Regions from separate parts of the Mus musculus genome. Here all the other regions are linked to region 1. A link is a loop called in an ENCODE intact Hi-C map of the cell type or tissue named here. Cell type or tissue: left cerebral cortex. All regions are shown on one strand.

Evidence for each region. A loop is a pair of places that touch in the nucleus more often than their neighbours do. Peaks named below come from ENCODE experiments on the same cell type or tissue, not always from the same donor. Only the 100,000 strongest peaks of a DNase experiment are listed, where the experiment ranks them.
Region 2: a loop joins it to region 1, with 6 times the contacts of the local background. A loop is called at or near these places in 9 of 42 quality-filtered maps.
Region 3: a loop joins it to region 1, with 5 times the contacts of the local background. A loop is called at or near these places in 18 of 42 quality-filtered maps.
Region 4: a loop joins it to region 1, with 4 times the contacts of the local background. A loop is called at or near these places in 3 of 42 quality-filtered maps.
Region 5: it touches region 1 in a loop (2.5-fold over the local background); 4 of 42 quality-filtered maps call a loop at or near these places.
Region 6: a loop joins it to region 1, with 4 times the contacts of the local background. A loop is called at or near these places in 6 of 42 quality-filtered maps.
Region 7: it touches region 1 in a loop (3-fold over the local background); 2 of 42 quality-filtered maps call a loop at or near these places.

The regions. Positions count from the first base shown.
Region 1 is chr3:80,077,855-80,081,854 of GRCm38, forward strand. No RefSeq gene overlaps it. Among named protein-coding and RNA genes, the nearest start is that of Gm36569, 190 kb to the left of the region's middle. In left cerebral cortex, a CTCF peak has its summit at 2,113 (motif pointing right); DNase peaks (open chromatin) are centred at 2,157, 2,928 and 3,451; H3K4me3 peaks cover 718 bases; H3K27ac peaks cover 2,275 bases.
Region 2 is chr3:81,781,309-81,785,308 of GRCm38, forward strand. No RefSeq gene overlaps it. Among named protein-coding and RNA genes, the nearest start is that of A830029E22Rik, 19 kb to the right of the region's middle. In left cerebral cortex, a CTCF peak has its summit at 2,130 (motif pointing left); DNase peaks (open chromatin) are centred at 946, 1,284 and 1,953; H3K4me3 peaks cover 475 bases; H3K27ac peaks cover 736 bases.
Region 3 is chr3:81,923,408-81,927,407 of GRCm38, forward strand. LOC102640985 (a long non-coding RNA gene) reads right to left here and starts at 1,227. Exons shown (of 3, transcript XR_375741.2): 1 at 930-1,227. In left cerebral cortex, a CTCF peak has its summit at 1,746 (motif pointing left); DNase peaks (open chromatin) are centred at 1,006, 1,731, 2,597 and 3,614; H3K4me3 peaks cover 993 bases; H3K27ac peaks cover 2,010 bases.
Region 4 is chr3:80,666,331-80,670,330 of GRCm38, forward strand. No RefSeq gene overlaps it. Among named protein-coding and RNA genes, the nearest start is that of Gria2, 130 kb to the right of the region's middle. In left cerebral cortex, no CTCF peak of the experiment used is centred here; DNase peaks (open chromatin) are centred at 2,481 and 3,877.
Region 5 is chr3:81,037,249-81,041,248 of GRCm38, forward strand. It overlaps Pdgfc (platelet-derived growth factor, C polypeptide), which reads left to right. Exons shown (of 6, transcript NM_019971.3): 1 at 1-306. The coding sequence starts at 189. Among named protein-coding and RNA genes, the nearest start is that of Pdgfc, 2.8 kb to the left of the region's middle. In left cerebral cortex, a CTCF peak has its summit at 2,322 (motif pointing right); DNase peaks (open chromatin) are centred at 4, 1,060, 2,016, 2,266 and 1 more place; H3K4me3 peaks cover 1,632 bases; H3K27ac peaks cover 1,880 bases.
Region 6 is chr3:80,203,560-80,207,559 of GRCm38, forward strand. No RefSeq gene overlaps it. Among named protein-coding and RNA genes, the nearest start is that of Gm36569, 320 kb to the left of the region's middle. In left cerebral cortex, no CTCF peak of the experiment used is centred here; DNase peaks (open chromatin) are centred at 1,517, 1,975 and 3,656; H3K27ac peaks cover 2,979 bases.
Region 7 is chr3:80,252,857-80,256,856 of GRCm38, forward strand. No RefSeq gene overlaps it. Among named protein-coding and RNA genes, the nearest start is that of Gm36569, 370 kb to the left of the region's middle. In left cerebral cortex, no CTCF peak of the experiment used is centred here; DNase peaks (open chromatin) are centred at 2,099 and 2,647; H3K27ac peaks cover 2,380 bases.

The DNA of each region.
Region 1 (4,000 bases):
CTTTATAACACAAAGCAAAAGGGTGGAACATAGGCTCTCATTGGTCAAGCTTTCAGTGCTAAAAGAGCCAGAATCCTTTGAAGTCATAAGCTGGGGTCAAGTTTCTCATGTCACTGTATAGCAGAGACCAAGGAGGTTACCAATGATGGCTGTGGTTTCAGGCTCTGAAAGAAGATGGCTTCCAATAAAGCATTTCATAGTTGCTAATGTGTAGCAGCATCTCATGAATAAAGAGGCCACGATGCTGGTGTTGATGAGGACTCTGAACAAGAATGCGTTCTAAGTGGTGGTTTGCATGGGAATGCCTCCCATAGGCTCAACTCATATGTTTGAATACGTGACCCCCAAATGATGGGACTGTTTGGGAAGGATTAGGAGGTATAGCCTTGTTGGAGGAGGTGTGCATTTGAGGGTGAGCTTTGCATTTTAAAATCCCATGCCATTCCCAGTTAGCCCTCTCTGCCTTGCATTTGTGGACCAAGATGCAAGGTCTCAGCTACTGCTTTAACTGCAGCCATGCCAGCCTGACGGCTGCAGTGCCATAATGGTCATGGACTCACCCTCTGAAACTATAACCCCAAATAAATTCTTCTATAAGTTGTCTTGGCCATGGCATCTCTTGTGCCACCAATAGAAAAGTAATGAAAAGGTGACATTTTAGATTGGGTTTTCCTTTTGTTTTAGTTTCATTTTTTGGTTGTTGCTCTTTTTACCTTTTGAGATAGGCTCTCTCTAAATTGCTGGCCTTCAATTCAATTGTCTCTGCAGGAAGCAGATCTTGAACTTGTGATCTGCCTGCCTTGGCCTCCTGAGTAGCTAGGATCACTGGTCTGTGCCATCACTCCTGTCTATCTTGTGTTGCAAGAAACTTTCTGAAATGCTCACATATCTGGGGGACTAAGTTTCTGGGAGCAGGTAGCATAGTTCTGAATGTGAAAAGGTCCTTGTTCTCCTTTTAATGTTAAGTCCACTGAGTTTAGATCAGTGCAACTATGAAATGAAGGTAACCTTTACAACTTCTTATAGCTTATGGCTGCCCACCCCCATTCTTTCTATTATCTGCTGAAAATAAAAGCCTGAAGGTGGAGATCTATATTGCTTTTAAGAGCATATTGACGCACTGAGCTGGAAATGGCAGTGCTTTTAATAAGGTACCAATGACACAAATACTATCAAAATGTTAGTTTTGTGGTCCTTTACTTAGAGCAGTGTGGTGTTTTGGTAAATAATATTTAAACTCAGAGCAGTAATTAAGTTACATGACCATGCCTCATGACAGTCTGTTAATATTCTCTTCATTATGGAATTTGGCCTTCAGTGTCCAAAGGGGAACAAGGAGTCACCATCAAATTTGCTAATAAGGGATTAAGTAGAAACTTGACAGCTGCTAATCAACTGGCCGTGCCTTTTGGGTGTTGCTGGAAGTCATATCGAAACTGTTTTATTCCCTTATTAGTGCTGGGGTGAAAGGGGATACTAGGTATGTTCTCTGCCTCTGAGTCCCAAGTCCAGCCTGTCTCTGTCTCTGTCTCTGTCTCTGTCTCTGTCTCTGTCTCTCCTCTCCTCTGTCTCTCTCTCTCTCTCTCGCACCCCCTCCCACTCCTCCATTCTGTCTCACAGTTGTATTTGAACTTTTGACCCTCCTGTCTCAGCCTCCTGAATAGGTAAGATCCCAGTCCTGCATGGTGCTAAGTCAAAGTGGCTCCAACTTTATGGAGATAGTCAATTTGCATAGGAGTTTCTTAGAGAGAGACTAATATTCTCTAAGGTTTACCAAGTACATCAGTCTCTGACTTGGTCCAATTTAGCTTGTGGATTTAGCATGCCGATTAAATCTGAGGAGAGAATTTAGTTACCAAGTTTTTCTTTTCGAATCATTTCGAATTTTAAGTATACACATTTTGCAAGTCCTTCTTTTACAGACAGCTTTAGGTTGGATGCTGAAGGAGAGAGAGGATAACAGAAACGAGAAAAAGCTAAAGGGATGTGTAAGGAATAGAAGAAGGCTAAAAAGCTGAAGAACGGCAGAGAGGTTAGTGAGAGGGGAAAAAAAAAACAAAAAAACAAAAAAACAGAGAGTACGGAGTACAGGCTCTGCGCCACTAGAGGGCAGGGCAGCACTGGGTAGAACGCCATCTTTAGCAAGTTCTTCCCCCTCTAAAAAGAAACCTGGGGCTGAAAATGAGAAAGGGAAGAGGGAAGGCATGGAGGAAATTAGGAACGAAGGGAGTGCAGTTGGGTGTAAGACAAGTTTCTTTTCAGATTCAAGCACGAGAGCAAGAGGAAGAGAGGAAGGATCATTTTTCTGTACCCTGACAAGACTTAAAGTGAATGTTTCCCAGCACCTGAAAGGCAGGGACTGAAAGACTACCATTTGTTGCTCACCTAAGGATTTTCCCCCTCTTCTTCCCGGAAATGCTCAATCTTAACAATAGATCTTTCCAAGAACTGTCTGGGAAGTATAAATAGCTGGCTGCAGCTACAGTTTGAGATTTTGACGTTGCTGTCTATTTCTTCTGCTTCTGGTTTTTACAGAGGATTTTTTTTTTTCTCCCAAGTCTCCGTCCGACGCAGCCAACTGAAACAATGTTTTTTTTCCTTTTTCTTTTTTCCCTAGACAAGTAATTTAAAGACCTAACATTTTCCTCTACAGGGAGGGCGTCGACAATAGCAACTCATTGTTTTTAAGTGATTTCATTTAAATCCACATAAAACAAGATGAAGTACGTCACAATGACCCCCTCCTCTTTTTAAGGTTATAACCTATTTTAATGACTGCTTTGATATACGTCGCATGGCATCTTAAAAATTCAGAAACGGATGTCTCTGAATTTAGATTTAGAATCAAGATATGCAGCTTTTAGTACAACATGCTTTTGAGAGAATTGTAAAGATGGCGTCTTGTTAGGGCTTAACAAGAGACGAGCTAAAAAGGCTCCACTGTTCAGTGGAAATAGCTTGCTCCCATCTTCAGTATCTAAAAACTGCGTGTGTGTTTTATTCAATCATTACTTAAAAATTAAGACACTGTTGGGGACCAGAGATAAAATGTGTCTGGAATGTTTTTGGTGAATGTTTCAAGACTGAGAGAAAGTCCTTTTAGAAAGGAATTTGACTATAGGTGGCTCTTGCTTTAAATAGTAGCTGTACCCTCTGAAACATATCTGTCAATTGATTTTTTTCTAAATGGAATTATGTTTTTTTATTGACTCATGAAAATTTCAGAAGTGCTTTTTATTATTTTCCAGTGATATCTACATTTAGCTTTGAGGTTTTTCTTCCTTGCAAGTAAACAATATGAAAACATTCCCAGAAGCGCAATGTTTGTAAAATGTAGGCCTCGGTTTCAGTTGTCTGCAAACAGTTTCTCTGTTCTTTATGTGTTTCAGTCAGGGATTGAATTTTTGGGCAAAGCTAAGCCATTGCTGTGTGTAAACATAGGTCTTGGTTATCGTAGCATTCAGACTGCTCTCAGGCCACTTTTAAAGACACATAAGCCATCATTTCCAGGCCTCACTTCCAGTCTTCAGTGTGATGTAACAGCTGTCTCTTGTTTAGTAGAGGAAATGTCTGAGAGGAAAAACAGTTCCCGAGTTATCCTGTCTACAGACAGCTCTTCCACTATCATTTCCTCATTAGCTGAGAAGCGTGGCAGCATGACTTTGTCGGGAAAGAACAACGATGCTCTTTTCCTGCGACCAGGGAATTTAGAGCTGGGGAAGACGCTTCTTCAAGGCTACCAGGTTTGTTTTAAATTCATAAAATAACCCATTCCCTAAAAGAAGAATGGTAGAATGTCAAAGCTGTTCAGTAAAACACAACTATTTAAACCAAGTGTCAGGTGGGTAGTTAGTTACTCTGGAGACTTTTCTCCCAAAAGAATTTGGAATACACTAACACTAGGTATGAAAAAAGTAAATAAACAAAGAATGAGAAATATATCTTTCATCACGTTTACATGCAGATAAAATCAACTTAAGCACAGAACATGGATAATTTG
Region 2 (4,000 bases), 1.7 Mb after region 1:
CTCCAAACAGTCCCAGATCCTCCCTATATCCCTACCTACCCACATCCACATCCTTTCTTGCTCCCTCTCAATAGAAAATAAATTAGCATTAAAATAACAACAATAACCTGAACAAAAACAAACACAAGAAAAATTCACAAGAAGAACAAAGAAAACTCAAAAGAAACATATATTGATGTAGAGACAAACACACTGGCAAACACAGAAATCTCATAAAAACACAAAATCAGATACCAAGTTATATAAACAAAATGCCTACAAGGAAAGGGAAAAAGAAAGAAAGAAAAATGAAAAATAAAATGCTCAGACACATGGAGAAACAAAACCAAATCCAAACAACAACAACAATAACAAAAACCCTCCAAAACTACAATGGGATTTGGCCTGGCCTTAAAAGTGGTTTGTATGCCCAATTAGACACCTTTGGAGACAACTAATTTTCATTATGAGTGGTTATCAATTAGTTATAGCTTCTGGGTTGGAAATGTCAGCTGGACTGCTGGGCATGGTGTCACACGTCTTTAATCCCAGCACTCAGGAGGCAGAGGCAGGCAGATTTCTGAGTTCCAGGCCAGCCTGGTCTACAAAGTGAGTTCCAGGACAGCCAGGGCTACGCAGAGAAACCCTGTCTCGAAAAAGAAACAAAGAAAGAAAGAAAGAAAGAAAGAAAGAAAGAAAGAAAGAAAGAAAGAAGGAGGGAGGGAGGGAGGGAGGGAGGGAGGGAGGGAGGAAGGAAGGAAGGAAGGAAGGAAGGAAGGAAGGAAGGAAGGAAGGAAGGAAGAAGGAAATGTCCGCTGGAAACACAGACGTTATTAAAAAGCGAATTATACAAACTCATAGGTACACATATTTGAATCAGAAGCATCACTCATGGGAAACGTTAAGTTTTGCGTGATTGTGTTTTTTGGCTACCATCTGTTCTTCGAGTTATTTCTGTGTGTGGGATTCACACATCAAAAGTTCTATACAAGGATGCAGTCTTAACACTGTATTCAACGTTGTGCCTGTTCGTTTCCAACAACAGTAAGCTTCACCAGAGAAGCTATATTAGCAAAACTGGCAAACACTAGAAACGGGGCAACCTCCCCTGGAAGGCCAGCCAATGGTCTCTGCTCTGAGCTCATTACTAACTCTTCTCTGGATATACAGTTTTTCAGAACTCTGGATGTACTTTCTCAGTCCCTTTACTAAGTAATTTCTAGATAATTAAACTGATCAAATGATTGTCAGCAACAGGTTTATGAGTACAAGGAAATGCCAAACAAGTAAAGAACTGTGAACAGAAGGCCCTCTCCTGGCGCAGTCCGCATAGTTTTATTCTAATGGGTCATAGTGACTGTAGTGACATGTCTTCTCCCTAGTCCCCAAACTATCACATCACATGGTAAGCTACATGAGGCCCCTGGTTTAGTTCCTTGCGATTCAGAGATGTATAGCAAATAAAGGCTCTTTAAATTATGAATTCTTGTCTCATCCTTGATCTCATTGGGAAACAGATAGAGCAGAGTAGATTTCACTGGAGAAACTCGATATTACGGAGACAATAAGCTATGAGGAATAACTCTAAAGATGTAGTGATAGCATTTAAAGGACGTTGGGCTGCCCACAGGAAGGGCAAACTTGGTCAGGAAAATCCCCTGTTCCATTAGGCCTGAGGCTTGTTTGGGAGGGAGTGGTTACAGCTCCCGGGATGGCAGAAGGGGCTACTGGGGTTTCTGGGTCGAAGCTGGTCCACACTCAGCAGACAGGAAGGAAATGAGCCAGCCTGCTGGGTGCGGGCATTCAGCCCATTAAGCAAAGCCACAGAGGAAGTCCTGGTGCTGCTAACGACTCTAAGCCTGGAGCATTCAGTATCAGTACGCTTCAAGTACAACTTTCTGAAGGTGATCATAGGGCTTGATGTGAGCCTATGAGGTCACCGCGTCCACTGGGTACGTGGCTGGATAAAAAAGCCACCACATGTTCTCACCACACACCCACATCATGTACGGAATAATGCAGCAGAAGCCAGAAGGGTAACGCCAAAGCAAAACTGCTCAGAGGAAAAGCATAAAAGAGAGGAAGAAAGAAAGAAAAAAAAAAAAAATCCCTTTTTTTTCTTCAGCGTGTCTCTTGCGCCCTCTATTGGCAAAGTAGATATCTTGCGGCGTTTACAGAGTTGTTTTGTGTTTGGAAGTGAAATTGGCAGTGTTCTCTCTCGATCCTCACTAGGGGGTCTTGGCTGACACATTTGTAAAGTTAGTCCCTCCATTTTGAAATGGTATTTTTCCTTGTCATCTTGCCCTATCAAATTTGTAAGTCGGAAATTCAGCGTTCCCTTGATGACTCTCCAGCGACTTTCTCCATAGCAAACATCTGCCTCAAATAAACTCTCCTTTTTTCTGTCAACCTCAAACTTATGTCATTATCTGTCCTATGAACGACTATATTTATTCCTTGTGAAAAAAGAGATAAGTGCCTGTAGTTCATGAGACATTTCACTTGGCATTTCAGGTAGATAGATATAATCTGTTTATGTTATTATAATTTAAACTGCACTGTAGAGGTAGAATAACAGCTCTGTCAATTAGAAACATTAGGAATTCCATACAAAAATATTGAAATAATATGATAGTCATGATAAAAATAATGATCACAACAAAAACATTCTTAATAGGAAATTGCTTATAACCTGTCAGTAAGATTAAAACTAGGTAGAGGCTCTCAGGGGTTATCACTTCCAAACAGGGGGGAAAACAATCTCTGAAGTCAAAAGTAAAAATCATTTAAGGCTGTGAAAATTATCTTAAGAATAATAAACATGTGTTTGGAGGGAAGAGGGTCTGTAAAGCCATCCAACCCATGGACCATATTAAGACTCAGAAAACATATTAAAGATGTAGGTATTTTCCGCAAGATCTTTGATATTATTTCCAGTGGTTCCTCGTCTGGCTCCCTTTTGTGAATCTTTTCTGCTAAGCCTCTAATCCAAATCTTGTTCTCCAGGTCTCCTTTTCTATCACAGTCTTGTAACCATTCATCTTTATGTGTTGTTAGAGCCCAGTCCTATCCCCTTCCGAGCTTCCGTCCGAAAGAAGATGCTCAGCCATTCTCTACTCCATTACCTTGTGCTTCACTCTGTGTACCTTTGGGGTGGAGCTCTTTCCGACTCTGAGTCAGCTTGCTTGCTCTGCGGTGTGCTTTGAGGCTACTTGGTGTTTTAGTTAGCTTTTCAAGTACCACAGCACAAACCTTGAGATGGACCTATCAAAAAGCGAAGAGATCTTTATTTTAGCACATTGCTCTGGAGGTTCAAATATAATATCGGGTGGCTCAACTGCCCTTAGCCTCGGATGAGTGTCATGCATCACTATGGACTCGAATACTTTCTGGTCAAGACAGGAAGCAAGGAAAGATGAGAATCCCACAGTACTCTTAGACATATGCAGTCAGTGACTTCAGGAGATCATGCTAGGCCCTGTTATTTTATTTTTAGCATTTCTCAACAGGCCAACCTGGAACCCAAACTCATAACACATGGACTTAGCTGGGAGAAATTTGCGACTAACCCACAAACCTCAAGAACCTGGTAAAGAACTGGAAAATTATAGCATTAGACAATGAGAAATCTGAGCTCCCTGCCACTAGCAAACAGTGGAGACCCTTGCCAACATCCATGAGAAGCAACTATCCCAAACAAATCGTTAAGGTTAATAAAGGCCTAGACATGGTAACTGAAAGGTCATGAGAGTCTGGACGAAAGGGAAAAACCAAGTACAACCTTCCTAGTTTCTAGATACTAAATAGACCAAGAGCTATTCACATGAATGCATAACCAGTCAGGCTTTCCATTGATCTGAAGTTATCTACCAATTAAATTTCACAGGGTTGACCTTAAAAATTATCTAAATACCAAGATATATTTTTACGTTTTTAGTATTTCGTTTATAACAGTTATCTGGAAAGAAATTCCATGTGATATTATGATATATTGGTACAGAAGTCACAAGGTTTGATATTT
Region 3 (4,000 bases), 1.8 Mb after region 1:
AGAACCTGTGTGTCCATCCATCCAGCACATACCTGTTAAATGCCTGCTAAGAGCCCAATACAGTAAGATTCCTTGGGACTCACAGGTCATTGTCAACATGAGATCAAGATTCTTATTTAACACGTTATGCACTGGACTCACATAGAGTATCAGCTAACAAGTCACTGTCAAATGGCTCTCCGCTTTTAACTGAAAATGCATTAAAGACAATATCAATTTCCATTACCAGAAAACTTCAGACAAAGACAACCGACAACATATATACAAAGAGAGACACTTGTTAAAGAGATTGTTCCACTCTGTTAGGGAGGGTGGCATGTCCTGGGATCTGCAGGGTAAAGTCGGGAAGCAGGAAGCTTGAAGATCAAGACTAGCCCCAGTTCCGAAGTTCTGTGACCCAGGAAAGGTGATGGGAAATTCTGGTCCAAAAACCTGAAAGCATGCATCTTGGCAAAGCAAATGCGTCCACTCGTGTCTGGGCACAGGAAACAGCCAGTATCTAGTGTTAACGGCAACCACGTGCAGAGAAATCTGATGCCCAGAGAGACCAGTCTTTTCTCCAGACTGACCACTGACTGATGCCAGCTCCCGTCCCCCTACAGCTATGGACAGCAAGTGTCTTTACCAGCTCTGTCCCTGAAAACACTTTGTCCAAGAACATCCTTACAAAACCATTTAGCATCATGTTTAATCAAACAGCGTCACCCTCCCTGACTTGGCAGGTTGATGCATAACACCACCTATCACAGGGTCCATTTTACGAAGGTTGTTGGAACGAAGCTACGGTGAGCAACCATAATAGCAGTAGGGAAGAAAAAGAACCTGGGAAGACAGGTAAAGACCTGCAGGAGGCAGAGGGGCGGGGAGAACTCAGCTGTATAGGAAGACTTTTCTGTTTACCTGCATTTTCCAGTCAATTTTTAACTTACCTGAGAAGTTTGGAGAGGGGGAGTTTCTGAGGCAGACCGAGCATCCCCACCCTCCGCTTGTCTGTCAGCCATGATGGTGGAGATGGCGGAGAGCAGGCCTTTCACGAGTCTCACTGGGTTTGTGTGTATTTGTGTGTTACGTAACAATTCTCACGAAATGAACATGTATTTGTATGTTATATAACAAGGTGTGGGTGTGAAGACATAAAAATGAGAAATGTCGAGGCAGCACCTCCGTGCCCTGTTCCCGAGGTTGCCGGTTCTTTCTCGGAGACAATGATGGAGTGTGAGAAGAACTCACGAGTGCAAGATTGTGAAGAAAGTACTAATGAATACCCTCAGAATTACACGCTTCACGTTTCTGCCTTCAAGTTTATCCTAAAAGTCTTTTTTGGAAATGTTAATTCTATCATTTTATTTGTCTAGTTCTGCAGAAAGGAACATTTCTGAGGCTAAATCCTTATTAGAAATATTCAATTTCATCCGAAATGTTTCCACACATAATATTACAGTATAATAAGAAGTCTCTTAAAATATCTAGGTGCTTGCTTAATGTAATTATTATTACCTGTTTTAATGTCAATTCGTTCTCCTGTCTACCTTCAAAGACATCAATTGTGTGAGGGGACTTGTTAATTTGTCTCCTTGGACCTCAATTCCTTCAGCTGGAAAGTGAAAATTTGAATAAAAAGACCATTATAGAGTTCTCTAGCTTTAACCTTATATTCATGATTTTTTTACATGCCATTTATACCAGATTCTATCCTTGGCGCCAATGTACTGTCTTAAGAGATACTATGCTGCCCTCATGTGGTCAGATATGAGGATGCACACAAATCAGTAAATTTTTTTGGCCAGTTTTGTCTGCCAGTTCAGTTTGTTATCCTCAATAACAAAATTAATTAGGAACATATATCCCCCAAATTCTAATACTTTGACAAACAATAAAGATATGAATTATCACATATCAAAAATAATATGAATACACTAATGGTATTTAAAATCAACCCATTAGGTAATATAAATATACATGCCACAATTTTTTTTCAAATCTGTAATATTCAGGTGGTAAAATTAACAGTTTCACAGTGTTCTGAGAGGCCGTGATACATATTGTCTGATTCCATAACTTAAAATATTTCAACACTGTATTATCTTCCAACACCTTAATTTTGAAACATTCTATTTTTTTTTTCATATTCCTTTGTTTCTAGGAGACATTTCTGAGGAAATGGGCATAAAATGTTTAAAACTCTGGCTGGATATTATGTGGAAACTCTACTAACACAATAGCCACCCTGAAATTAAAGTGCAAAGGGAGTTGATTTTTTTATCCATTTATCAAATTGTGACCAATATTGATGATTTAAGGTAATGAGAACTTGATAGAGATCAATGGTCTTAGGCCTCCAATAAATGGCACTCTTCTTATCAATTCACAGAAGGGTAAAGTTATCAATCGGAAGTTACTCTGTGATCACTTCATGAAACAGGCGAGCAGTGGCTGTGATTGTAAAAAATATCAGTAGTGGTTTTACAAGCACGATGTCTTAGAGAAACTAAGTGGGTGAAACCAAGAATCAGATAAACTAAGACTCGGGGGAGGCTCTGCGGCTCTGAGCCCTGCAGCTGCCTGAGACGCATCTGAAGGAAGTGCATCCATCATCTGACAAGCAAATACCACAGCTGCAGGAAGGATTCAGAAAGCCCCTAGTCAGAGGCTGTGTGCTTCATGAAGCTCTTCAACCTAAATTGATCGTTTCAATTCCTCTTTCAGACCCAGAATAACAACTTTCTCTTCCTCACTGTAACTCCATGTGTTGGTACCTACCATCAGACCTTCTCAGCAAGGCACATAGGTACCTTCATATATTATTCTCCCTTCCCATACTCCAGGACCAAATAACAGTTCCTTCATTCCTATTCTTGCTTGCTTGCTTGCTTGCTTGCTTGCTTGCTTGCTTTTTCTATTCTAAATGACCAAATCTTCTGCCCATTTATTTGTGACTATAAAAGTGAATAATGATCAAAACCTTTCAATATTCTCTGGGTCAATGCAAATATTCAAGAAGGAACGGATTAGGGAGGAATTGCTATACTTAAAAAAAGATAAAATCAGGAATCATATTCCCTTGTGTTATAGACAGACAGATTTTACATTATAGGACTGTGAAAAGTTCCACCTTAGACTGTCTCTTCCCTGTCCATATATTTCTTCCCTGAGGAAGCCTATATTTATTCACATCTCTCCTTCTGAGTAATATGATATTTGCACAGGTAGTGGAGATCAAAAGCATGATACTTGCAGGGTCTGTTTAACGTGTGGGAGACACATACCTACTAAATCACCATATAGCATTAATGTAAGTGACAACCATGAGATAAAAAAAAAATACCAGAAGTATTTCTGTAGACAACAAAAATTATGCTTGCTTGCTATTTTAAATTGAGAGAGAGGAAGAGAGTTGTTGACATTTCTGTAGTAGATAACAACACTACGATCATGCCTTTAAAACACCAACTCCACCCCATATACACACACAGCAGGCCGAAAGCTTTCATCTCTGCACATTTGCTCAAATGCCTTCGGAATAAAAACAGACCGAGGTTACCATAGAAACTGCTCATGGTTTCAGGTGTTTCTCGGCTCGGGGGCATTTTGTTTCACTAACTGGGTGGAGAGGGAAGTATGCATCATGGCTTCTCATTAACTCCACTCTCCCTCTTTGTTAGAGGTTGGCTGCAGGAATCCCATGTTCTCCTGGTCTGTGTTCCCAGCAACTTCTCTCGCTGCCATTTGCTGTGCCCAAGTGGCACAGAGCCACTTTAGAAGGTTGGCGACTTCTGCCCATTTCTGACTGCATTTTCCTCCCTTCTGATCAGCAAGGAAATGAGAATGTTACTTCCATAGGAACTCACATGACATGCTTTCCTGTTCCGACTTTATACCATCCATCTGGAATGCTATCAGTGTAAGATATGAAAAACAACGGCAGTGACTGTGGAACTCCAATTAACACCAATAACAGCAAAGATTTAACAGTGTGTGGGGTTGGGGGGCCGGGGGGAGT
Region 4 (4,000 bases), 590 kb after region 1:
CAACCTAGGTTGGCATTCCCTGGCTATCCTCCTGCTTCTCTGCTCCCCTACTCCCAGGTCCTAGGATCGCAGCTACATGCTAAAGTATTGGATAAAATTTAATGTTTAGGATGTCAGACTTTTGAATGATCATAGTAAAATTAACCATGGCTGGCTGTTCAGATGACTCAGGTGGGAAAGGTATCTGCTGTAAATCCTGATGATGTGAGGTCGATCCCCAAGACCCACGTGACTGAAGAAGAAAACTGCTTCCCATAAGGTGTCGTCTGACTTACACAAACATGCTATGTATAGATTTATACACATGTACCCAAATGACCAAATAAATAATACTAAACTAAAACAATAGCAACAACATTGAAAAAATTGCTGTAGTTGCAAAACAAACATGGCTGGTGGAGGGAAGAGAATGACTAGTGTGAGTTTGAGGCCAGCCTGGGCTACAGAGTGAGACCGCATCATAAAAAAAAAAAAAAAAAAAAAAAAAAAAAAAAGCAACAGTGACAGAAACAAGGGTCAAGGGTGTGCTTCAGGGGTAGGGCATTTGCCTAACGTGCCAGGGCTTCCCAGTCTCAACTGCCCAATGAGGCAGAAGGACTTGAACTAAAGAGAAGACAGATGAGATTTGGGGAATACAATAAAATCTGAAGGAAGAAGAAGGGAGGTATGAGGAAAGACAGGAGAAAAATCACTGGGTAGAAGATGAGAAGAGCATCCTTTCAGTGAGAAGAAGACAGACAGAAGATACTCAGTGTTGTGGGTGGAAATTTCAACATGTTTTGCAAGATCTAATTTGAACTAATCTAAATTTGATTAATAACCTATGATTTGTATATGGAGGGCAAACTAGATCTAAGAAACAGTATCCAGTAAACAAATACCTAAAAGCTTAAGTAGACATTAAGTAGATACAACTCAGAGTTAGTCATCAGTCACAGCAACAGGGTTGACACTGTAGAAATGATCAAACTGGAAAATGCTTTTTTTTTTTTTTTTTTTAGTTTTTAATGCACGAAGAGCCTGTTTCCCAGCATGCCCACAACTCCTCCAATTAGACAAACTGTTATTGTCTTTAGGTATAATCCTGAGAACAAAAATCAACTAAGATGTTTGCATTTGCATCTGAACTAGGAATAAATAGACAATGAGAATCATGGTGAAGAAGCTGAAGAAAAGGACACAGCTTGGATGTGTTTATGTCATCCATGTGTGCCTCCTTGTATGATGTTCATGTCACATCGTATCCGTTGCATCCATAAGCTTCTAGAATCCTGTAGTGGCAATGCTGTAGCCTTACAGAAATAATGACAGACAGAGTACTAAACATGGGAAACAGCACTTTGAATTTGAAGGACTTTACCCACAAAAGAAAATATACTGTGATCCAGTGATACTGGAACTCCATGAAGAAGGAATTCATCTCTGGTGAGGGCTTCCTCAGTCTTACAGAAGTGTAGAAAACTTCCATAAGGAAGAGATGGGGCCAACGAAGGTTAGACTTCACTTGATCCAAGACAGGGATGTGAACCTGTCAGTAATGGCTAAAATACAGGAGTCTAGATCTCTTGTTAATGCCTTTAGAAAAAAATATGAAATGAGTGTTGTACTAGGAATTCAATTATGATTTTTTTTTAAAAAGCCTTTCAGTTCATACAGGAGTTAAGAATTTCCATGAGATGGTAGACAGGTACAAGTAGAACAAAACTGATCTATTATGGAAGGACAATTTTTTTCTTTTCATTTGTACCTTTTCTTTCTGGAAGCATGATTGCTGTCATAAATATGCTTATTTCAGGAATTGGGTACTGATAGAATTTAACAGAACAGTAAAAGGGAGAAAATGATAGGAGGCATGTCAGCAGCCTCTTGCTTTAGTTACTGTTAACTATAACTGCAGCTTTCATGGCGTGGTTCCTGTTTTTCCACGGCATTCCCAGTACACATGTGAAAATGGAGAAACAACGCCAAGGTGAGAAAAGAAGTCAAGATGCGGTGGGATACAGTAATGCTGCCGCCCATCGCTGCCTTTCCCACTAGAGCTTCCCTTTATGCTTTGCTAATTTGGCAACCTGTCCAGGCTGCTTTTACATCAGAAAGGAACACACAGAAGTGAGAACTTCCAACCTCAGCTGAAGAAAAGATTCATCAATGGGAACAGAAATGGACATGCAATTTGAAAGAATAAAGATACTGTAGATATTATGCATGTGTTCTAGAAGGTACAGAAAAGAGGAAAGAGAAGACATCCTTAAGATGGACAAAAATCACCTTTCTAAATGAAATCTACAAGGTCCAAGATGAGAATTGCCCAGATGAAATGAAACCTCGTGAGATAGTTACAGAGAAGGCTCATCAAAGAGCACTGTCTGGTTACCATGGTGAAGAGGACAATTTGAAGGTAGCTGGAAAATGAAACACATGCAACTGAATCCCCGCAAATAAAAACAGAGAACAGAAAATCCACTTATTTCCATTGATATGCAATTATTTCTCATATTTGATAAAAACTCAAACTGACAGTTTCCAAAATTCAAGCAACTCAACCGCAAAAATCATGGACTGCTTGTTCTGAAGGCTATCCTGGCAAACTTTGAAGTCAGTGACAAGGAGAAGCGTGTTTAAAGAAGTTCCTGAGAACAACCCACTTACAGAAGGAAAGACAAGGAGAGCAGATTCCTTCTGAGGAACAGCACATTAGACGAGTGGATCAGACAATTTGATCAAAGATATATAACCCTTTAAAAGCAAGCTGACAGAAAGATATTTTACAATTCTAAAAATTGCTGAGCTTAGTCATTACCAGAAGACCTTGACTCCCATAGATGAAAAGAAAGATGCTAAAGGATATGTCAGATGAGAAAATCTGAATCCATCTACAAAGGCAAAAAAATAAAAAGAAAGGCACAGAATAAATAAATTCATGAGGGTAAACATGAAGGCATTTCCTTGTATAGCCATTTTTAAATGAATTTGCCTAAGTCAAAAAGCACTAATAGTAAAGACAACATCTGTAACATCTGAAGAACAAATATGTATTTATATATATTTATATATTTAGATTTGATATATAACTATCATATATATAATTTAAGTCCTATATAAATGTTACAATTCATGATAAATAAGCATTTACATCAGCAAAGACAGCTATACCTTATTCACCCGCACCCGCTCCCTGCAAAACACACACACACACACACACACACACACACACACACACACACACACACACACACACACACAGGTTAAATACGCAAGGTGGTGCATTTCAGTTAGTGTGCCTCAGTTATCTGTACTTGTTTCTTTTGAGTTTATAGTTCTCAGCTCACTTTCAGAAAGACCACATTTCTATTATGTTATTGAAATTGTCCCATTTTATGACTGATGGCAGTTTAGGATCCTTCTGTACAACAAGCAATGAGAAAGATCCCATGAACACCTGTTTATCTTGATGTCACAGGGGCTTCCCTAAAGCTCTTACTGTGACATCAGTAGCAGCATCCTTCTCCTCATAGCACTCAGGAAAAATAGCTGAGTTAAATCCAACAAACACATGGAGAGCATTGCTCAGTACTTTAAAATGAGCCACTAGTTTCATGCTAAGGAATGTGACAAAATTTACTGTAGTGTATTTGTCTTTTTCCTTCAGAATTAATAGAGTCCCATATTCTCCACATGTTGAACAGTTGTGGCCTTCTATGATAAGCTCCATATACAAGACAGCTTTTCCGTGAACAGTGAGACCTGCAGTAATCTGCAGGTATAAGAATAACTATTTACATGATAACCGCCAGTTGTGCCAGCACCTCTTGTTGAAAATGCTGCCTTTTTTCCACTGGATGGTTTTTAGCTCCCTTGTCAAAGATCAAGTGACCATAGGTGTGTGGATTCATTTCTGGGTCTTCAATTCTATTACACTGATCTACTTGTCTGTCGCTGTACCAGTACCATGCAGGTTTTATCACAATTGCTTTGTAGTACAGGTTGAGGTCAGACATGG
Region 5 (4,000 bases), 960 kb after region 1:
GAGACACAGAAGAGGGCTCTAGGAAAAACTTTTGGATGGGATTATGTGGAAACTACCCTGCGATTCTCTGCTGCCAGAGCCGGCCAGGCGCTTCCACCGCAGCGCAGCCTTTCCCCGGCTGGGCTGAGCCTTGGAGTCGTCGCTTCCCCAGTGCCCGCCGCGAGTGAGCCCTCGCCCCAGTCAGCCAAATGCTCCTCCTCGGCCTCCTCCTGCTGACATCTGCCCTGGCCGGCCAAAGAACGGGGACTCGGGCTGAGTCCAACCTGAGCAGCAAGTTGCAGCTCTCCAGCGACAAGGAACAGAACGGTGAGTATCGCCCCCTCCTCCCCCTTCCCGCGTCTCGCTGTGCGTTCGGGTTGGCATTGTGCGGTGGCATGTGGGGTCCTCCAGTCGTGGAGCTGATGGTCGGGTCTCTGGCGCTGCAGATGGGAGTTTCCTGAGTCCGCGTGCACTTTCTGGGGTGGGGGCAGATTTCGGCAGTTTGCAACTTCCGAAGCTCACTGAGTAGAGGGAGCGGGAAGTGCCCCGCAACCTCAGAGTGGAGAGGACGCATGGGCTATGGAAAGGATTGGAAAAGTCAACTGTGACCACATTGCTAGGTGGCATATGGCCAGAGTTACAAGTAAAAGAACTGCCTTTAAGAAGAAATCCCAAAATGAATGAGTCGTGGCAAGTTTGACTTTAAGCAGGTATGGGGGGGGGTGTTAAGAATGGAGAATTCAGGAAAGGTATTAAATTCCTTAATCGAAACACTGTATTATGGGAAGGCAGGCACCAATAAAGAATTAGGTGAGAAATACAGAGGTCAAGAGGCCACTTGGACATTTTCAAAGGAATTGGTTATGGTTTTTCTCTTGAACTTTTTTTTTTTTTTTAAAACGTGCCTTTGTGCCCCGAAACCCTCACCTTTTGGTGGTGTATTTTTTTGTATGTTCATGAATGACTATTTTGTGTGTGTTGGAAGCGATCTAATCCTGCATAGGAAATGAGAATTACTTTCAGCTTTCAAGTGTACCTGAAATGTTTAGAAAACTTTCAGATGCGAGTTCCCCTGGGCTGGGATTGCACAGAGCTGGAGAAAAGCCTCTTTCATAAGTCCAGGGAAGCTTCGGGGGTGTAATTTGCTTAGCCTCTGAACCCCATATGATTCACAGCATTCAATTTCTAAACTCCTTTGCTCTTGATCTACCACTATAAAGCCATTTTTTGAGACTCTTTTGTAAATAGAAATTTTATACCACACATGAAACCACAATGCTAATGTAGGCATCCTAAAACTGGAATATTAAATACCCTGTTTACAATACAAGGGGAGGTTCTCGCTGCTATTTAAGAGGGAAATATACATGTTTTTCCTACTTTGTTATCTATTTACAATGCAATTTCACTAGCCAGGTAAGATGACTGCCAGAGACAGTTGGGAAATGAGGATGGAGTGATATATATATACATATATACATATATATGTATATATATATATATATTGCTTCAAGGCTTCACATCTGGATTTCAACTCTATAAAGGACACATCTTAAAACAAAGTCCAAAAATACATATGTTCTCTTCATCATTCCTATGCATTGCTGGGCCAGGGTAATAGCATGGTGTTTCTTGGTATGCTTGCTCCTTACCTCTGGCTAATGTGATGGCATGTGGCACCTTAAGGCTCTTGAACTGCTGATCAAAGGGCAGCCTAGTGATCTATCTATAATCATAGGGCCTGCAGAGACCTGAGAGATCAAAGGAGCCACAACACCAGCTATACCCAGGCAGGAAGCAAATCCAACCAACCTTTGTCCTTTCTAACACAAAATAAATGTCTAGTTTAAAATATTGCTTCTTACTAAATCTCCATAGCAACCCAGCTTCAACTTATCGCTGCACAGTGAGTGCTCCTTTCTATTTCTGGTCCCTCATCTCCTGTGGCTGGGTCCCAGCATCCCTCGTTCTCCTTGCTACTTTTGTATCCTTTTGCTTTTTCCTTGCAGTCCCTTCTCATGATCTACATGCTATCATCACTTTGCAATGAGCGCCAGAGCTTTCTGCTGGCTGCAGCTAGCTAGCTACTTGGGTAGCTTCACATCCCCAGAAGATGGGAGTTCACTAAGCCAGGCCACACACATTCTGGTGCCATCTGATGCTGGGCCATTCTCATTCCTAAGATGCATGATGCTAAAAATAGTCTCCTCATTTCCTAATCTGTGGGCAGAGGATCTGGCTATGTTTAGCTCTTTGGAGGGTTGGCAGCAGGAAGTAGAGAGGAGAGGAACTACTCACCTTAATAGTTTTCAAAGTAAGAGAGGTAGTGCTAGCTAACACTAGGGGGCAATATAGAGCTATTTTCTGCACATTCTCAGGTTGACTTTTAGACATAGGGTTTCAGGGTTTGAGAATAACAGGTGGGCTTGGAAGAAGAGCACTCTGGAATGTGACCAGATTTCTTGGAATAGCAGCCACTTCTTTTGACTTTTTTTTTTTTTTTTTGACTTCCCAAAGTGTCACTTCCTTACATTGGCTAGTTTCCACCCTCATATTTGGTTGTGCTTGAGTTTTGATTGCCCTGTTGCTCTTTGTGTTGATGATCCTCTGGTTCTGTAGGCATGACCTTCTCAACAGTTAGTTCCCTTAGACAATGCCAGGGGTCAACTTGATTCACATAAAGGCCTTCTAAGGGCCAACCACAAAGTGTCCAAATCGATCTGGATTTGTGATCATAAGAGGTTGGTTCTGTTTTCAAGTTCCCCCTCCTCTCTATGACTAGGGCTGATTAGTTTCTTTAACAATTTGATGTCATCAGTGGAAATTGGATGCTATGTTTGTCCCATAGTGGAGCTAAATATGCACCCTTGGAATGGAGCATATATACATGACTCAAAATTAGGGAATAGGACCATTTGCCCAGTTACTAGCTACTAGATTGTTGTTCTTGCTATTTGAATGTAGCATACTTTTATCTTTTCTTCCCAATGTCAGTGATGAAACTCAGGCCTCACAAGTATTAGATAAGCACTATCCCAGTGAAAATTACCCCAGCTCTTCTTCAATCCCATTGTTATTCCATACCCCGATGGCTCCAATATGAAGCCAGGCTTCCTAGATTTTCCTTGAGGAAATGAGTTGAAAAATAACTTTTACCTACTTGGAGGACATCTGGTTGTTAAACACAGGGAGGAAATACTTCATGTTGGCAAAGCACTAGCTCCAGATAACAATGCCTACTATGAGGTGCTAGAGTTCTTCTATTGAGTTCCAATAAGGAGGAATTACATAGATATTCAGAAGCCGCAAGAAGAAAGGCTCAGTTTGCACATCAGATGTAGCAAATAGATACCAACTACAAAGCTATCTGTGGAGCTATGTTTCACTTGTCTTACGTAAGTCATTTTAACTGACCCCTAATCTGTTTTTTGTTTTTGTTTTTGTTTTTGTTTTGTTTGTTTGTTTGTTTGTTTGTTTGTTTTGCTGTCCTTATTCTCCCGAAACACCTTGGGTTTTTGTCTTAGACTTTGTCTTTATTAGGGCTCATTTATGAGCAACAGTTACAGTGTATGCCCTTTCCTAAGGGAAGGTTTCATGGTTCTTTGGGCAACTTCCCTTGGGGAGATGGGTTCACTAGAAATGCTTTTGAATGTTTGGTCCCTCTTTTAGTGCTAGCTCTTCACACTGCTGCCACAAGCCTGCAGGTAATCAAACAGAGCCCACATTTTACCCTTTAGATAAGAACTTGGAAGCTCTTTTGTGAACAAACTGACCAGAGTCTTTAAAGATGCTCAACAGTACACAGGCTCTGACTGGGGACTCCAAGGACTTTCCTGCAAGGCAGTCCTTAAGTTTTAGAGTATGACCTTTGAAACATATATTTTTGTTCTTTATGAAGAAACTTCCTCCTATGGCTCTGTTCTGTATGAGAGAGCTGAGGCAGCTGAATAAGGAAAGAACAATTATGTAATGATGAGTGCGGTCCTTTCCTTCCAATAGCTGGGTTTTGGAAGTCCTGTAC
Region 6 (4,000 bases), 130 kb after region 1:
TGTAGGAGGACCAGCAGTCTCAATTAATCTGGACCACCAAGATCTCTCAAACACTGGACCACCAAACAGACAGCATACACCAGCTGATAGGAGGGCCCCAACATACATACAGTAGAGGACTGTTGGGTCTGTGTTCATTCAGAGATGATGCACCTAATCCTCAAGAGACTAGAGGCCCCAGGGAGTTTAGAGGTCAGGTGGGGTGGGTGATGGGGACATCCATGTGGAGAGAGGGGTGTGGGGAAGAGGTATGGGATGTGGAGCAGTAGGAGGGTGGACGTGTGTGAGGGGGAATAAAATATGGAGTGTATAATAATAAAAAATTAATTTAACATTTTTATCTGTTTACATATGATGGAAAGCACACCTTTTCAATGAGATAAAGAGGAGAGAACAAAGGATTTGTTGTTGTTATTCTTGTTTTTTTTTTTTTTAATGAAGAGGCAGGGACTCTACAACTAATACATGGTGCATTTGTTGTGTTTCCACTGCTAACATTTGAAAGGAGAAGAGAGAAAAAGAGGAAGGTATAGAATGGAGAAGAAAAGTAAAAAGACAGAAGGCTAACCTCCAAAGAAAGTGGAGAAACAAAGATGGGAATGAAGTAAGTGAATTGGGGATGATACATAGCACAGAGCTTGGAGAAAGTTGATAAGCAAAAGAATACAATTTAGGACATAAAGATGGTTGTGGATCACAGAAGGATAATTCCTCATACCCACCAAATAATGAAACTTCTATTTAATACTGTGATTGTCCTGAGGCAACTCAGAGAAAATTAGTGCGGAATTACTAAAACAACCAAGTGTATTAGGTGAATTGTACTTTCCATAACAGAACAATTTTTCTTCCTAAAATGTCTTAAACATTTTAGGAGGTGTTTTGCTCCAGGGAGCTGAGCACGATGCTTTTTGTGAGACCTGTGCACATATCTCAGCTCTGTTACTTACTAATTTGCATAACACTTTCATTAGTCTGGTAGGATTTTTTCTTTTTTTTTTTTTTCTTTTTCTTCTCCAGATACTTGCTATCCATGCCATTGGAATAGTCTTACCTTCAAAACTGATTTTGATTTGGGCAAATATACAATACTTACTAATATAAAATATAATAAATTGTCAGTGCCAATCTTGATTGACATAATAATATTGCTTCCTTCCTGAGGTCTAGTTCCATATTCTTAATCCCCTAAAAGTTATATGATCTTTTTTATTTAAAAGCAAAGCAAGCAAGGAAACTTTCAGGTCCTTCTTGAATAAGAAATATTAAAGTTAAGCTAGACATATTTCATCAGTGAACTGGGCCTGAATCTACGTGAATGTAACCCTAAAGTCCTCAGGGAAGTCAGAGGATAAAAGTTCTGTGAACAGTTACTAATGAAAGGGTAAGCTGGGTTTGGAAAGAGGCTGTAGAATTTTGTCCTTGCAGAAGGCAGGAGAGTCAGAACCTATTGTGACATCTGTGTTGGCAGGGTCCCCAGGAACTGGCCTGGGAAAAGCACTAGATAACAAAGTAACTCACACTACTACTTAAGCAAATTACTATTTGTGGTGTTCTTTACTTAAGAATGTCTTAATATCAACTATTAAGTGTTTTCAGCATTAATAGGGAAGGGACAATTGCTAGCCTTCTGCTAAACACTCTTGCTTGCCCCAGTTCATTGTTCAGGGTCTCCAGGGAAACACCAATAGCATGGTGACAGTAGCTTTCACCCCTGCTTCTAATATAAAAGGGAATTCTTATATCACATTTAGAAGATATTTACTGCCCTTATATTTACCCTGGTATGCTTTATCAGGTCAATCACTATCCTTTTTGAAACTACTTATTAAAAATTTACCTGCATAGATCTGGAGCCAAAGTAAGAGGAAAGAAGCTGCTGCTTCACAACCCAAGCTTTTCAATAACACGGAGTGGAACGAACATTTTGTGATATTGAAACACTTACATAATTTTTGCCCACGAGACTGAACCGAGATGAGCTCATGATTCATCTGCAACATATAAACGAGTAGGAGGCATGGCTTCAAGCTCGGGAGGCTGAAGACTTCTGATGAGAAAAGCCTTAAGCCCCTGAAATGAAATATTTTGCAATTCTAATTAGAGTCAAATCACTGCAGATCTGTTAGTTGCAATTTTTATATTTGCATTTATATCTTAGACTTCTATTCAGAATAAATCCTCAGGAATTTCACCATCTTCAGATAAGGTTTTCAAATCTGCAGAAATGACCATAAGATTTAAACTATTAACTAATTGTAGGAGTTGGTACACTACCATGATAAAGTCATTATTGAGAAAAGACATTTTATTTTCCTTTAGTTAAGTGCAATTCAAGCTTATATTGTCAGTTACTGCATAAAACTTATACTCTTCTTTGGAAATACTTCAGATAGTATAATTTGTATTTTAAATTATGGTTAAGATTTAGTATTAATATAAGCAAATAAAATGTCTTATATAATATGATTTGTTCATAAGAAAGCAGTCAAGAGTTCTTCCTGGGTAGATTACTTGGTTGAGATTTTGGGTAGATTATCATTTTGTGCTTGGGGCATCTTTTCTGTTGAATGGCAACACCAATGCTCTCTAATTAAAATAAATATTATGAGAATTTGATGTGTGTATGCAATAAAAACATTTTGCAACTTTTGTATCTGATGCTCATGGAAAATATTAAAAAAGGGGTGGAAAGATTGTTAAGAACCAAAGTATCAGAATATATGATATAAGATATTGTCTTCTATATAGGATACAGAAGCTGTGTCTATGAACTCATAACAATATGGCTGCCTGAACAGGACCCAGAAGAAGGGAAATTCAGCATCTCCCTGCCCATAGATGAAGAACTACAGTTGGTCAGTGCCTGCTGTGAGAAAGTCTCAGTCTCTTCTGGAGAAGAGCTACCACTTAGGTTGTCCAATTCCAAGTGGTCAGCTCTAGACACATGTATATATGAATAACCTAGATGGATTCAGTAGGCTATATATATATATATGTGTGTGTGTGTGTGGTGTGTGTGTGTGTGTGTGTGTGTGTGTGTGTGTGTGTATGTGTGTATGTGTGTGTGTGTGTGTGTGTGTATGTGTGTGTGTGCAAATATATGTGCACAAATATACACATGTATATACATGCAATAATAATCATTAAAGAAGAGATCATAAATTTGGGAGAGGGATCATAGGAGGAATTAGTAGTTGAGAGGGAGAGAGAGAAGGAATGGTGTAGAACCAATGCTCATATATGAAGTTTTCAAGAAAAATAAAATTATTAAAGAAATAAACAAAAATACTCCCAATTTTAAAATGTCATCTAATATATAGCAAGCATTCTATAAATTTCGACTCTCATCATCAAGATCATCTCATGTATTAAGTAAAATTGATAACTCCTCTAGGGTTTCAAAGATTCTTTTTTTTATTGCAATCTTAAGCAAATTTGAATTCCTTGCCTTCAGTGAATAGAATTTGAAACACAATCCCTAACTATTATTATTCATTGTGCAGTAGTTAAAAATAAATCAGGGAAGGAACAGAGGGCATGAGCTCTTCCCAGGGCTCCTAAATTGGTACCTATTGTCTCTAACAGCTGTGGTTTCTGTAAGCTCCCACGAAAATGCACTGGCAATCATGTTTTTCATGTAGCTGACAACCTTTCCATCTCTCCAGTGTTGGTCTTCTTTGGGGGGCAATTGCTCAAGTTCCCATTGCCATAACAACAGGCTGCTCTCCTTAAAACAAGATATGCTCTGAGTCAAAGTAGAATTGTTTCCATGGTAACTGCTAGATACTTAAGTGCAGGAGCCTGCTTTTTAATCAGTCAAATTGTTCTTTGTCAAGAAATAACCACATACTGTTCTTAATACAGTTTCATATATATTTTTTTAGTGTATGGCAAATGGAAAAAATAGGATGAATTTTTATAAAAATGCAAACAAAAATGACTAATTCCTTTTCATAGCCATAATGTCTTGTTCATAAGATGAAAACCTACATAATAG
Region 7 (4,000 bases), 180 kb after region 1:
TATAATATAATATACAATACATAGATTTTTTATAATCTGCTTTTCTATGAGCATATTTTAAATTGATAATCAGTATGATTACCAGTTGTATTTCTCAAAATTCTTCAAGATACTCATTATTTTTCATTATTTCTACTTACCAATATAAGAACATAAGCAGATAGCATAACATTAACTAAACTTTTATTTTTGTGATAGAATCTAAGCCTGTTAGGACAGTGTTCTGATCGGATGTCTATAGAATTTCTAATCTTATATTTAATAAGTAAGATTTCCTGTAGTTTTAACATATGGGTTATAGGTAATTTTTATTCTTAAGGATTTTTGGTACCATAGAAAAAGCTTATAAATATTTTATTTAGTAATTATTACTATAGGTATTGCTTTTGAATTATGAAATTTTCATATATCTAGACTCCTTGTTTCCAATTGTGTTCATATTATCACTGTGTTTACACATTATTTTTAATGTGTCACCTCTCACTGTATAACCTTTGTCCTCTATTCTATCTCTGAGCCTTATTTTAATATGTATGTAAGATATTGAAATAATAAATGCATACTCGTAAATGTTCACCAACATATGGTTGGTTCATCATTTTATTCTTGTTACACAGATCTACAGGGGACAGTAAAATAATCAATATATGTATGTAGTGCATAGCAGAACACAGACATTGCTATTTAGCTTCTAAGTATTTAAAAATAGCATACAATAATGTGTACATTTATGGGATATATATATATATATATATATATATACACATACATACACACACACACACACATATATATATATATATATGCCCCTTGTACTGAACAAATCTCTTTATTACATTATATTTGAATTCTTAGATTCCTTTTTAAAATTATCCATAGAATCTAGCCTGTGAGAACTGGGATCATCCCACTGAATCTTGTTTATTTTTGGAATTTAGATCTTCAGCATTGTGTTAATGCATAGTTAAATAATGCGATGTTTTACTAGAAAACATAGGTCATAAACGAGTGGAATCATGAAAGTCTTTATTAATAATAATTTTTAGTAACACTTAAAAGAGGTTGTAATGAAAATAAAATGCCCTACAAAGATTGGTGATGCTGTTCAATGGGAGTAGGGAGGATTAAACCTCCTCTTTATATGAAAAATTTTAAACGGAATTATCTTCATTTCACATCCTGTTGGTGACACCTCAGGTGACATCACCTGGTCTCTCCATTCCCGTATATTTCTTCTCTTCTTTTTAGACAATATGTGACAACTCATATGGGGTTAGTTGTATGTTTATCTGGGGCCATTTAATCCAACTCATTGCTGCGTTAGTGCTTTCAACTATTAGCTGTGATTTCTTATGGCTATTCTGAGGCCATATCGTCCCAGGAAAAGATCCTAGTAAATGTACACTAATATTTTACAGTAAAATGATTAAGGTGAATATTATAGCCCTTCAAAGGCTACTAGACACATTTTTTGAAAGGAATTTCAATTATTAGAGGTATGGGGATGGTAGAACAGGAAAGGGAATATTTTCTATGGATTTTTCCAGGCATATGAATTTTTGTCATACTTTAGTAAGACATTTAAGTGGCTTTTCAGAACACTTGGCTCCTATTTCTGTATTAGCTCTCCCATTATATATCTTACATGAGAAGAAAATCACATAGCTTCAAAGGAATTTGTCTGGGGATGGATTGCAATAATATCCAATTACTGATGAAGGCATAGATGGGTTGTATACCTGAGCCCATGAGCTATAATAAAAAATTAGTATGGTACAGTGGAGCCCTGGGTCTCCATTTAGTTTATTTCCCTAGGTCATTCCACACACAGTAAGATTTCATCTTTATTGCCTTGAAACAGCAAATCACATTTTTGTTTCCTAACCATATGCAAAGTAGGGCTTTGGAGTTTTGCTCTAATTTAAAGCATTCAACAAAATCCTAAAAAAAATGTTTGGGTTTTCATCACTGTGCTCTAGTTAGAAGCTGTAGAGCCTCTTCTTAACCTTCCTGATGGCTGAGTTTTAGAACACAAGTGGCATTTGGAAATGGGGTCAGAGAAGTACATCTTTTGGTGGCAAAGTATGAAGTTCCAACTTCCAAGTTGTCTTCAGCAGTGATAGTAACTATGGGTCTAATTGGGCCAGCCCTTAGGCTGGCAGCTGTGACTGATGCTCCTGCCTACTTCCCCACTTGTACCTCACCTGCACACTTAAGAATGTGCTTTGTTCTCTTCTGAGTGGAGTTTAGCATGAATTACCATCCCTACACTACCCTCTGACACTTTTACTCTCTTTAAATGTTTTGAGATGGGGTTATTTAAGCCTACTTGCACAACAGTCCTTGAACATTCTCCTGTCTCACCTTCTAAAATATCTGAAATTACGGGCATATACCACCTTTCTGGATACTGCTCTTCATCAGCTTAGCAATTTTGCTCAAAACTCACTTTTGCAATGGAACAATAGGTGTTATTTGAGCGCTAGACACCTCTATCCATTTTTGTATTCTTACTGTATGAACTAGGTTGCTATATAATCATGGTTCAAGCCAGTGGCTGCTGAGTTCACTGTCTCACTCTCTAAAGAAAAAACAGAGAAAGAAATGGGTTCAAAGAGAAAGCAAAGCCAAAGCACATTCACTAAGGAAAAGTGAGAAAACTCACAGATGGGAGAGAATATCTGAGGGAGGGATATTGCTGTACACCCTAGTTTAGTTAATGAGACTTAAAATAGAGACCTAGGCATTCCAATCTTTGAGACTAAACCTTCGTGGAATGCATCAACATCAGAATCAGTGAATGGTCTTCGCATACCCCTTGCTCACCCTTTGGATACCCTTTGTATGCCCTTTGGGTCCAACTGGAGGGGTGGTCATGAGTTTCTTGCCTAATCAGGAAACAGTCATGCATAATGGCCAAATTTATCCTCTCCTTTCCTTGATTCATTTTATTCTTTTCCAGGCTATTGATGTAGTCATTTCTCTTTTCTTTGGGAACACACAATAAACATACAATTTGTCATGGGATTTTTTGCACTGACTTCTTATAGAACTCGGGTTCTTATTGCAACAGACAAATGGAAATACTAAAAAAAAAAAATTGTGCTGGAAATAGAAAAAGAGGGTGTGAAGAGTTTTCCAAAGAAAAACAAAGGCAAAACAATAAAAGGGACATGGGTAAAGTGTATTAGTGTTGGAGGTGACCAGACATCCATTCCCAAACCTGCGTCCCCAGCACCTCACAGGAGCATCAAAAGCTGAGTGAAAAACCTAACACAATATCCCTAGTGTGTTAGGGCTCCAGAAGAGTCAGGGTAGACAGAAGGGTCATCTAAAGGGAGTAAAGGAGAGTATCAAACGCTGAGGGCAGCAACTGTGTACTTCCTGCTATGACTTTCCTAGTTACTTTACACTGTTTGGTAGGAAACTTTGGTAGCCATGTTTCCAGTGAGTCTCTTATAAGCAAAAATGCTTGTTTTATATTTGTGATCTAAAGTTTAATCCCATGAGACAGATGGTGAAATCTAAGGGTTTTTGTTGTTGTTAGAGAAAATGATCCATAACCTTCAGTATAGAATAGGACAACACTAGTTAACTCTGACTTCTAACACACTTGCAAAATGTGCCTCTTCAATCACTTTTCTAATTAGTGAGCAGACATCTTGAAACACTATGATCATTCAGATTTTAATTGTCAGACAGTGCGGTCTACAGTCACTCCATATGTTCCTAAAAAATATGAACAGTCACGCCAAGATAGCAACTAGAGTTTTGATGATCATGGCTAATTGGGAAGCTAGGCATGATTCAGTCTATTGTTTATCCAGTTGGAACATAATTATGATTCCTTTCTCCACAATCCCGTGAGCATACATCTCTTCTCTCCAAAAACTGAACTGTGTCATATAAATAAGTAAATAAGGTTCCTCTCTCTGGGGGAAGAGCACATTGCCATTTAATTCACTTAAAGGATGTCAGAAATTACAATATACTAAGTGAA